2 separate regions of the Homo sapiens genome follow, and region 1 is linked to region 2. Evidence: chromatin contacts called from ENCODE Hi-C or POLR2A ChIA-PET data. All regions are on one chromosome and are shown on one strand. Each heading gives the region's core, a stretch centred on a gene start or an enhancer-like site at or near the end of the contact. The rest is flanking DNA. Distances are from core to core; before and after follow the strand shown. Region 1 overlaps KDM1B (lysine demethylase 1B). Region 2 overlaps LOC105374955 (a long non-coding RNA gene).

What was found. A loop is a pair of places that touch in the nucleus more often than their neighbours do. ChIA-PET counts read pairs that join two places held with the same protein, here RNA polymerase II (POLR2A). Pooled maps may share reads with other maps.
Region 1: a loop to region 2 is called in a map of OCI-LY7, with 2.9 times the contacts of the local background. The contact joins two enhancer-like sites. A Hi-C loop is called at or near these places in 1 of 168 maps with a recorded cell type or tissue (OCI-LY7), 1 of 37 single-sample maps with no recorded cell type and 5 of 50 pooled maps. POLR2A ChIA-PET finds 5 or more read pairs at or near these places in 1 of 52 experiments (WTC11).

What each region holds. Positions count from the first base shown.
Region 1 is chr6:18,212,110-18,217,472 of GRCh38, forward strand. It overlaps KDM1B (lysine demethylase 1B), which reads left to right. Exons shown (of 22, transcript NM_001364614.2): 18 at 379-495; 19 at 1,547-1,672; 20 at 2,898-3,020. Among named protein-coding and RNA genes, the nearest start is that of DEK, 50 kb to the right of the region's middle. RefSeq lists a silencer at 2,954-3,003 and an enhancer at 3,214-3,333. Within about 2 kb of position 3,327, at least 5 of the 41 ENCODE cell types and tissues checked have a DNase peak (open chromatin) inside an H3K27ac peak, as active enhancers do.
Region 2 is chr6:18,500,806-18,506,894 of GRCh38, forward strand. LOC105374955 (a long non-coding RNA gene) reads left to right here. Exons shown (of 4, transcript XR_926549.3): 2 at 1. Among named protein-coding and RNA genes, the nearest start is that of MIR548A1HG, 19 kb to the right of the region's middle. Within about 2 kb of position 3,351, at least 17 of the 41 ENCODE cell types and tissues checked have a DNase peak (open chromatin) inside an H3K27ac peak, as active enhancers do.

The sequences.
Region 1 (5,363 bases), core at 2,077-4,576, 290 kb before region 2:
TAATTTTTGTATTTTTGTAGAGACAGGGTTTCACCATGTTGGCCAGGCTGGTCTTGAACTCCTGACCTCAGGTGATCCACCCGCCTCGGCCTCTCAAAGTGCTGGGATTACAGGCATGAGCCACCGCACCTGGCCTCTGCTGACTCTTCTTATCTAAGATGATTATTCACCATCAGGACGTTTTTTGCCCACTCTTCCCTGTGGTTGCCACTTCTGCTTAGCCAGGCATTGGCACCCTTGTGCAGTGAGCAACCTGCACAGTTGCACATGGCAGCCCTTGTTCTTGCCAGTATAACAGCATGGGTTGTTGATACCAGTGTAGTGGTAGTGTGAGGTTCTGTTGCTGTTTGTTTGTTAACTGTTAATTATTTTCCACAGGTATTAGTCACTGTACCACTGGCTTTACTACAGAAAGGTGCCATTCAGTTTAATCCACCGTTGTCAGAGAAGAAGATGAAGGCTATCAACAGCTTAGGCGCAGGCATCATTGAAAAGGTGACTGAAATGACCTCATCCTCAGCAAGAAAGAGATTAATGTCAGATGATAGATGTTAACTTCTGATATGGAGAAGTAGTGGGTACTATCTAAATACAAATAAAACTCAAGGATTTCCTTTTCATTTGAGTAATTGTTCGTGAAGAACACAGAAGAATATTATCAAAACGAAAGGAGGAGAGCTGGCTGAGGTCTGTGAGTTTTGACTTTAGGAGAAAGAATCTTGTTATTCACAATTTGAATTTGGTATAAGCAATTCTTTTATCCCCTTTTTTCCCCCCTTCTGCTTTCTTTCTTGTCTGCTTTCCACTCATTGGCCCCAGTGAGGACAGAGGTTTATTTCTCCTGCCTTTAATATCTCCTGTAGCAGAATGGGCCAGTGCTGCAGCAGATTCTGACAGACCTATGAGTAGTGAGAGTTTAACTTAGGGACATACGCCCAGGAGTGAGTCTTAGGAATGCTGGGCATCTTCAGACTAGCTTCTAGGTTGCCAGTGGGTTCCATTATCCATGGGAATGGAACTGAGTGGCATCAAAAGCAAGGAGCTGGGCTGGGCACAGTGGCTCATGCCTGTAATCCCAGCACTTTGGAAGGCTGAGGAGGATGGATTACCTGAGGTCAGGAGTTCAAGACCAGCCTGACCAACATGGTGAAACCTCATCTCTACTAAAAATACAAAATTCGCTGGGCGTGGTGGTGTGCACCTGTAATCCCAGCTACTTGGGATGCTGAGGCAGGAGAATCACTCGAAACCGGAAAGTGGAGGCTGCAGTGAGCCAAGATCGCTCCATTGCACTCCCAGCTGGGCAACAAGAGCGAAACTCCGTCTCAAAAAAAAAAAAAACCCAAAAAACAAAACAAAACAAAAAACAACCAAGGAGTTCACAGGGGGAAAAAAGGAGGTGAGGAGAATGGAAAGAGCGGTATTTGGGGTTGTTCTTTCGGGCAGTGTCTTTGTTTTAGAGTAGAGCTACAGGTTGCTGCTTAGATATTGCCTGTGGTTTTGTGACGACAGACACCTAACCACCTTTCTTCTGCTCACTTTGCAGATTGCCTTGCAATTTCCGTATAGATTTTGGGACAGTAAAGTACAAGGGGCTGACTTTTTTGGTCACGTTCCTCCCAGTGCCAGCAAGCGAGGGCTTTTTGCCGTGTTCTATGACATGGATCCCCAGGTAAAATCATTCGTGAACTGTGGTTTGAATTTCCGTCTTAAAGTTTAGAATTTGATGTGATAATTACTCACCTATCAAGCTCAGGAACTAACGAACATCATGGAGACCCTGGGTCTATGTTTATATTCTGGGAGGACACTTGGACTGGACATTTTCCTATAGGAAAGGAGCCCCAGTATTTGCCATGTCTTCTTAAAGTCCTCATGTTGCTCCCTGGGACATGAATTGGATGCTTGTGGAAACTGTCATTTCAGGCTATGGGGGAATTCCTCTTAGGTGAAGTTGGAGACATCAGAGTCAATGAGTGGTGCTTGAAACTTCCTCTCTGAGGGTCCTCTAGGGAGCTGGGAAAGGGTGTATGATTGGTGAGGGAGGGTGTGAGTGTCAGCAGATGTGAGAGCTGAGGGAAGGAAGGAGAGAGGAGAATGGCATACCCAGAGCTGGACGGGGGTGGTCACTTTCTCTGCCGTCATGTCACTGCCACACGAAAGAATCATGGCTGTTTCTGACTTTCAGTTTCAAGAAACTTTGTCTTAAAAGGTTTCACATAGGAGCCGAGGGCAGATTTTCTTTACCATTTGAGGTTTTTTTATTTTTCATTGTTTTATCTGCAGATTTTCCTTCTCCATCTCTTTCTACTTCTTCCGAAGCAAGCTTTAATTAGTGAACAGCCAAGGGAACCTTAAAGTTGCTATTTACATTTCTTAGTGTTTTTCTTTTCCAGCAGGAAGCAATAGAGTGGATGGATGAATAATGAGTGTTTGCGAGGAAAATGGACTGGCGAGTGACGTGCGGATAAGGGACAGCCAGAAATAGTGACATTTAACTTGTGAGAGTGAGGCTCTTGGCCGGGTACAGTGGCTCACGCCTGTAATCCCAGCACTTTGGGAGGCCGAGGTGGGTGGATCACCTGAGGTCAGGAGTTTGAGACCAGTCTGGCCAACATGGTGAAACCCTGTCTCTACTAAAAATACAAAAGTTAGCCGGGCATGGTGGCAGACGCCTGTAATCCCAGCTACTCTGGAGGCTGAGGCAGGAGAATCACTTGAACCTGGGAGGCAGAGGTTGCAGTGAGCCAAGATTGCACCATTGCACTCCAGCCTGGGTGACAGAGCAAAACTCTGTCTCATTTAAAACAAAACAAAACAAAAAACAAAAAAAAGAGGCCCTTATCTGTGGGAGCTGAGCACTCACAGACCTCCTGCTTTTCCTTTCATGTCTCCAGAAGAAGCACAGCGTGCTGATGTCTGTGATTGCCGGGGAGGCTGTCGCATCCGTGAGGACCCTGGATGACAAACAGGTGCTGCAGCAGTGCATGGCCACGCTCCGGGAGCTGTTCAAGGAGCAGGTGAGAGAGAGGAAGCCCTCCTTGAAAGGGGCAAGCCGTGCTTGCTATCCAGAGCAGGTGTGAAGCCCAAGCAGCCAGCGTCACTGAGAATCACAGGAAGGAAGGCAGAGGCCACAGTCTTCTTTCTTTCAGAGTCCCACTGCCCACCTCAGCACTGAGATTAGTCTGTGAGGGCTGTCATCACAGAGTACCGCAGACTGGCTGCCTTAGACAACAGAAACTTATTCCTCACAGTTCTGGAGGCTGGAAGCCTGAGATCGAGGTGTCGGCAGGGTTGGTTTCTCCTGGGTCCTCTCTGTTTGGCTGGTAGATGCTGTCTTCTCCCTGTGTCCTCACATGGGCTTCCCTCTGTGTGTGTCTGTGTCCTCATCTCCTCTTCTTATGAGGACACAAATCAGATTAGATTAAGGCTCACCCCGGCGACCTCACTTTAAAGTAATTACCCATTGGAGACCATGCGACGAAATACAGTCACATTCTGAGGCACTGAGGGTTAGGGTGTCCACATGGGAATTTGAGGGAGACACGGTTCTGCCTGTAACAGTGCCCTGTACCTTTTTTTACACAATTGTCTTCCTTCCTTTTTTTCTTCTCACATCATACACACTTCCCTTTTTTTTTTTTTTTGTAAGGATATAAAAGGCTCGGTATTTTCTACGTGGATTCTATATTTACTGAAGCCCTAGAAGCTTTGACTACAGCTTTCCTTTTAAGAGGAGCCTTGGCCAGCTTTTTTTAATATCGCACACATGCAGATAGTCTCTTTTCTCCACGGAGCTCAGGATACTTTGTTTGCCAGTGTACTAAATCTCACCATCTCTGGAGATTTGTAAATGGCCATGGCTTATATCTTTTTGAAATAAAGGAGCAGAAATAGAAGTGAAATGACTCAAAAGTTATGTAAGTTAAAGAGAAAGGGGCATTCAGATATGTTGCTTATTTTATTTCATTTTAATTTATTTATTTTTGAGACAGAGTCTCACTCTTTCGCCCAGGCTGGAGTGCAGTGGCACAATCTTGGCTCACTGCAACCTCCACCTCCCGGGTTCAAGCGATTCTCCTGCCTCAGCCTCCCGAGTAGGCTGGGATTATGGGTGTGCTCCACCACACCCAGCTAATTTTTGTATTTTTGGTAGAGACAGGGTTTCACCATGTTTGCCTGGCTGGTCTTGAACTCCTGACCTCAAGTGATCCGCCTACCTCGGCCTCCTAAAGTGCTGGGATTACAGGTGTGAGCCACTGTATGGCCAGCCTTGTTGCTAATTTTATATGAGAGGATCTATCTAATGATGCAATCCCTTGCTTGGGGTTTTTGTTCAGAAGTTTGTTTTTTACATTAGTTGTTTGGAACTTAGCTTACCGTTTCTATAGAAATATTGTTTATCGTGTTGCTTGTTGGAGGCCAGCTGACAAATTACAGTCGCTCTCTCTTACTCGAGGCTTTGCTTTCATGGTTTCAGTTACTGTGGTCAACCAAGGTCTGAAAATATTTGATGGAAAATTCCAGAAATAGATTCATAAGTTTTCAGTCATGCACCGTTCTGAAGAGCGTGTCCAGTACCTCCACACTGTAGACATTGCCTGTCCATTAGTCACTCAGGAGTCATCTCTGTTATCAGAGCCATGTTCACATACCTTTTATTTCAGTATAGCGTTATAATTGTTCTATTTTATTATTGTCATTAATCTCTGTACCTAATGTATAAATGAAACTTTATCATAGGTATGAATAGGAAAAAACATAGTGTGTATAGTATTGGTCCTATCCATGGTTTCAGGCATCCCCTGCGGGTCATGGAACATATTCCTGGCGGGGAAGAGGGGACTGCTGTATTTTAAATTGAGTGAATGTGAAACATAACCTTGTATCACTGTTTTGTGGAGAACCCTGTTGAGAATTCCAACCTGTGATCCTGAGACTCCATCCTTCCCTTTTCTTCTTGGGCCAGAGACTCCTTTCTGCTACCACACGATGGAAAAGGGAAGGCCCGAACTCTTAGCCATGGGTGATAGCCCCCAGTAGAGGGAGAGTGTGTCCCGGGCAGAAGGAGGAGGTATAGAAGTGAGGGAATTGTGTGTGGGTGGGGCAGGAAAGAGAGGATAAGACACAAATACCGGCTTGGGTAGATTTAAAGGCAGCAGGAGGAACATCTTGAGAACTACTGTTTCAGAATGATACAGGAATAGACTCAGGTCCTAAACAGGGGGCAAAATGTATGAGTTGGGTTGTACCATGTCTATCTCCCTTCTTTTTTTTTTTTTTTTTTGAGATGGAGTCTGGCTCTGTTGCCCAGGCTGGAGTGCAGTGGCGCGATCTCGGCTCACTGCAAGCTCCGCCTCCTG
Region 2 (6,089 bases), core at 2,101-4,600:
GGTAAGGGATTGTTATAATTTAGGATCTTTGAGATGAAGGGCACCGCTTCATTGATTAGGGGGACACAAGATGGAAATAAAGATTTTATTACTTACAGGTACTGGAGGTTACACGTCATGCCCAGAGGGCACACACTGAAGGCAGGGAGCACACGAAGACAGAGAGAGAGAGAGGAATCCACGCACTAATGACTTTACTGGGTCCAGGGTGTTATCCAGGCAGGTCTCCAGTGGGAGTTTTACATGGTGGGTTTAGCGAGCAGGCATGAGTTCAGGAGGTCATGCTGCGATGAGCGGTGGTCGCTGTGACACATCTGCACAGTCTATGTGGGCTGTGGGAGTCAGCAGGGCCTGCCCAGCAGGCTATATCTAGCTGTCACTGGGCAGGGGGTCACCAGGAGGAAGTTGTATAAGGCAGATATCTAGATGGACCACACTGGGGGACTGGGTTTGGGAGTATAGAACTAGAAACTGCACCAAGAGTACCTAAGCCCTGCTTCTGGTATGAGAAAGTTAAATTTATATTCAAAATGCATGTTGAGGCAACATAGAATAAGAATTCACTTCAGGGATATAACCTGGAGGTTAGCATGGGGAATGGGATGCCCTGGAGAACCACGGCCACTTTCCCAGCTCTCAGACAAAAGCATTCACATGGATGTTATAGAGTTTCTTAGAAGGGCCACTGGCAGGAACGGCCCTCCCTGCGCCCCCGCGAAGCCCCCCTGGTGCCCCATGAGGAATGGCCCTTCTCAGTAGCTCTTTTCAATTCCTCTCCATCCCAGGTTACCTCTACGGCATTGAAATTCTCAGTGACAGAGAAGTTCTGGGCTCTTCATCCCTGTTTTGGGGCAGGGAATCTCTCTTTTGGCCTTGGGCTGTCCCTAGTAAGGAAGGAGCTCTAACAAGGCTTTTGTGTGTGTGTCAGAAGACGGCCCGCCCGGCAGGAGCACAGCAGCTCTGTTGTGGGCCCAAGAGGAAGCTCTGTAAGAACAGTCTAAGGGGAGGAACAGGGGTTGGTGGACGTGCTGCTAAGTCACATTAGGGGATTCCAGTAAACACAGGAAAAGAATGTGGTGGTTCCCCTTCTTGCACAACAGCCTAGAATGCACTTTCCATACAGTGCATCCTCAGGAAGGATTAAGAAATAAGGAATTAAGGACATGGTTTTAGGCCCTCATTTCTTTGCTTCTTAGAGCTCTTCTTTCCTCCCTTATCTTGGGGTTTTTCAAGGTATTCAAAGTCCAAGGTTGAAGCTGGGATTTAGGAAGGTCACTCTGGGTTTTGTTCAGCTCAAGGTACACCTTGTCTTAGGTATTCAAGGGAGTTCAAGAGAGGGCAGTGGCAATGGGCTGAGAGAACATCTACCTTCATCCTCATTCCCCTGTTGCCAGCAGCGAGATGACCAATGCTGGCTGTAGATATGGTTACCTTTGGTCCCCATGGAAGGTCTGCAGGCCTGGAGGTGCAGGTGTGGGACATCAGGGCACCCCCCTGGCACTACCATTTTGTTCTTCAGGGCTCCTTTTCCACAGCTTCTGGAAAGCTCTTAGTGTTAGAAGGGAATGGTCTTTGGACCACTGAGAGACAGAGGTCTGCATTGAAGTCTGAATCCTGCTTCTGGTTAGCCCTGGGACCTCAGGCCATTTCCGACATGTCATCCCCTCCCATTCCCCTGTTTACCTGTTGAATGGAAACACTCTGTCAATTATAAAGTATTACACAGAGTTAAAATATTATTGTTAAGATTTGGTGATTACATGGAGGTTAGCTTGATTTCTATTGAGCACATGTATATGTGGTGGGAGAAGAACTTCAACAGGGAGTTAAAGGTCAGAAAATGTAGTATATGTGCTGTGGAAGCGAGCACAAGTTCAGAAAATTTAAAAAGGCGGCTGCTGGCCAGGCGCGGTGACTCACGCCTGTAATCCTAGCACTTTGGGAGGCTGAGGCGGGTGGATCACATGAGGTCAGGAGTTTGAAACCAGCCTGGTCAACATGGTGAAACCCCGTCTCTACTAAAAATACAAAAATTAGCTGGGCATGGTGGCGGGCGCCTGTAATCCCACCTACTTGGGAAGCTGAGGCAGGAGAATCACTTGAACCCAGGAGGCAGAGGTTGCAATGAGCTGAGATTGTGCCACTGCACTCCAGCCTGGGCGACAGAGTAAGACTCTGTCTGAAAAAACAAAGATGCGGCTGCTGACAGGCATAGAGGGAAAAAAGAGCAGAGTGGATACTTTTCACAGAGTGTGATCAGTTATATAGACCAGAGGGAAGAAATTGGGGGACAGAAAGGGGGAAAAGCTATCTGGGCCTTAAGTTAAAATCTATGAGAGATGACTTTTTTAGTGGGAGGAGCTGGTGACTTAAAAACTCTCTCTGCCTACAGGGGCTCCCATTTGACTGTTAGAGACTTTTTCCTTTGGATGAAACATGGTTCTTTCACCACAATTCTCATTTAAAATATAGATATTTCTTGAAGGGGTAACATGTTAAGCTATCTGTTCCTTTTCCTGTTCATTTTCCTACTGACAGGGGCAGCCTGGGTAAAAGTGATGACACAGAATTATCTGGAAAGGGAAAATTGAAATCAGGATGTGGAACAGAGGACTTTAGAGACTCTTCTTCATCACTTTGCTTAGGTTTTAGTTTCACTGGGATTTGCTGAGAGGACAGGGAATGAGTGTCCCAGGGTGTCTGCCTGAGACTGGAATTGAGGAAGGGGTGAAATGTTAACCAGAGAGCTGGGAGGGCAAATCCCTGGTATCCAGAAGCTGAATAGCACTTCTGTTCCCTCACTGTATGCTATTGAGTGTGTTGGCCCAGCATGGTGGAAACACCGCATTCCCAGGCTGAGCACCTCATGCTTCTGCAGAGAAAATGCTTTTCCGCCTCAGCTTGTGTCACGCCAGATGCACTCTGATCTCAGAGGGAAATGTGTGCTACTGGTAATTAATAAATAACCTATCACAGTTTACAAAAACCTTTCAAATCCAGCACGGCATTTGGTTCTCATGTGTTCCTCTCAGGGTGCTAGATGAAATTCTGACTCTAATTCCTCTAGTAGATGAGGAAATGAGAACACGGAGTTTCTTAAGATTACTCACTTGGAAAGTCATGGAGTTACCCGGAAGCAATATGGCTCGCCCTTGCACCAAATCTCACTGTTGACAATGACGATGGTGGGTGCTTCTCTTACTAGAATATCAGTTTATTTCTCCAGCTCTTCTCTGAGGAAAATAATACCCCTGAGGACAAATTTGAGGCACTGTTATGTGAAATGCTGACTCCCTGAGAAGGAAGGGAACGTTGGAAGCCGAGAATGCTTGTGCAGTTCCTCTCATGCTGCAGTTTTCTGGTGCCATCTGCTGCTCTGTTCAAGTAATGGCAGACGAATGGCTCTTGGTTGAAGGAAGGCAATGGTTGTAGTGAAGTGCGTCTTTAGGGTAACAGAATTGAGTTTTTATCAAACTGGGGTGTGTGTAGGTCATTGTACTCATTTCAGTGGTTTATGAGGACTTTTTAAAAGTTGTCTTTTCCCAAAACACTAGGATTGCAAGGAAAGATCTGATGTGCAACTTATGGTATGCTATGCTATTAATTATATCAATGAATAGTTGCATGTTAAGAGAGATAGAGAGAAAGAACAATAATTCATTCCAAAGGAGGGAGCCCTCCAGTAGACTCTGAGCTATTTGAGGGTAAGAACCAACTTAGTTATCTTCGTACCACTAACCTACCAAGTGCCTGCCACCAGTTGTGGGCACCAGTGAAATATATGCTCATTCTGTCACTGATGGTACAATTTTGGGTACAGTGGCATATGCATGAGACTACGTACATCCGCCCTGGCCAGCAGTCTTCTCAGAACATGAGTGAGTTAGGGAATTCTTCTCTTATTTCCACAGAGGCAGGTAGCCTGAGCATGGGGGATATACACCTTTAAGAGACAAATACCAATCCAGTTCTTTACAAAGGACAGGGCTGGATTTTGTTTTTAGAGGCCAGTTAAGGAATGTGAAAAGATGACAGCATTTAATCCATAAAATGAAGAGAATGTGACATAATCCATTTGTAGGCCCCATTCTTAATATCCACAATTAGTATTAGAGACAGGGACTCTAGCCGAGGGATGGGGCAGGAATAGGTCCTAAGTTTAGGAAAGTTTCCAATGGGGCAGAGATTCCCAAGATATATCTCTTGCCTCTAATGAGAAGATACAGAAGGGAGACTTGGAAACAGTTTGTTCTTTGGACATCTTGCTCCTGCTAACCACCTGTGTAAGGCATCGCCAGGCGTCCCTAGCCCTAGATTTCACCCAGCTACTTCTTGTGGGCTGTGGGGAGGGTATGGAGCAGCATCTGCTAATGTGGAATCTAACATTCACGTAGAATGGCTTGAGGCCTTTCTGTTAGGAAGTGGGAGTATCTCCGAGGAGGCAGAGTCTACAAGCCTAAAATGAGAGTGAAGATATTTCCCCTTCATTTTATTTTTACACTTAATTCAGCAAACAGCTATGTGCATGAACAGGTGTGTGAGTTAAAATATGCCTTTACATGTGACTATTTAAAGGAAACTTAATTCTTTTGAAAAGCAAAGAATCTTTTTGCAAAGTAAATAATCATGACACAATTCAATTGATAATCTATGAGTTAGCTAGGATGTATTCATTAAAAGGTCTTTGTTGTTACCCACATTTTATATGTTTAAGGGAATATAGAAGGACATTTAGTCTTAGACCAATAAATGGATTAGCTGGTAAGTATTGAGGCAAAAATACATGTTCTTATTTATAAAATTATAAGATTATCTATACAAAATTATATAATATTAACATTATAAATATACATTATAAATTGGTTTCCAGATCAACTCTCCAAAATCAATTAAATCTATGATACAGATGAAATCATAACATTTGTAACTAAAACAAGTAAGAAGAATGCTGATAGAATGTTCAAAATTATAAAGGAGATAAAAATATTGAGTAGAAATATGTGTTTAGTTCTCGTTAAGATGTTTGAGTAAATGTTTGAGTATTAAAAACACAAGAAGAGATTTTTGTAAAGCTTGAAGAACTCCAAGAATTTGAGATGTTGGTGCCTTGATTCTTGTGGCTAATTCAATCTAAAACCGTGTAGCTTTCCTGTCTGGGTAGATATATATATTAGCTTTTACTTATGAATTAGGCAATTTCTCTCTCAGAATTGAAACAGAGGAAGTAAGGAGAGATTTCCCTGGACTTACTAGGTAAGATCTAGAAGACAAAGATGGAGGAATAGAGTTGGACAAAAATATGTATGGGTGTGATCTTGGTCTGTGAGTGATGACTGGCCTGTAAGTGGAAAAATTAAGAAAATCAGCTCATGAGAGTTTGCATACTTCCCTGATTCCTGAAAGAAGAGAATCTTTATCTGCTGGAGTTTCCATGTTGACTGACAGTCATATATGTTAAAAGGAGAACAACATTTTACATGTTTAATGACTTTTGGAAAGTCATTTGCAAAGTTTTTTTTTTTCTTCACACAGCAACATTATACAGTGGTTTGGGAAAGGAATTTCAATTCAGGAATTTTATTTAAAATCAAAATTCAATTGCCTTCCCTAAACTCCTTTAAAGTTGCTATTTTTTATTCTGATACCACCAGTGAAGGGCCTAACTCAGGCTTCTCAGGATGACATCCCAATAAAATCCCGTGGCAACCAAGCTCTTCGCGACAAGTACTCAGCCGCCTTTCTATCTCTGTGTGTGTCGAACAGGCAGACAGCCGTGAGTCATCAAATACACACTGGGGTCATTTGGGAGCTAATCTTTATAAAGATGAAAACTGCATCTGAATGTTTATTGTTGTCTTCACTTCAGTGCAAGATAAAGAAGCTCCGTCAAGTAACGCAGTGGGCCCTCAAAGTGTGGTCCTGGGACCAGCCATGTCAGCATCACTAGAAAACTTGTTAAAAAAGCAGTTCTCCAATGAGCACACATGGACACAGGGAGGGGAACTCACGCACTGGAGCCTGTCAGGGAGGCGGGTTGCGGAGGGAAAGGGAGAGCTCAAGATAAATAGCTAATGCATGCTGGGCTTAAT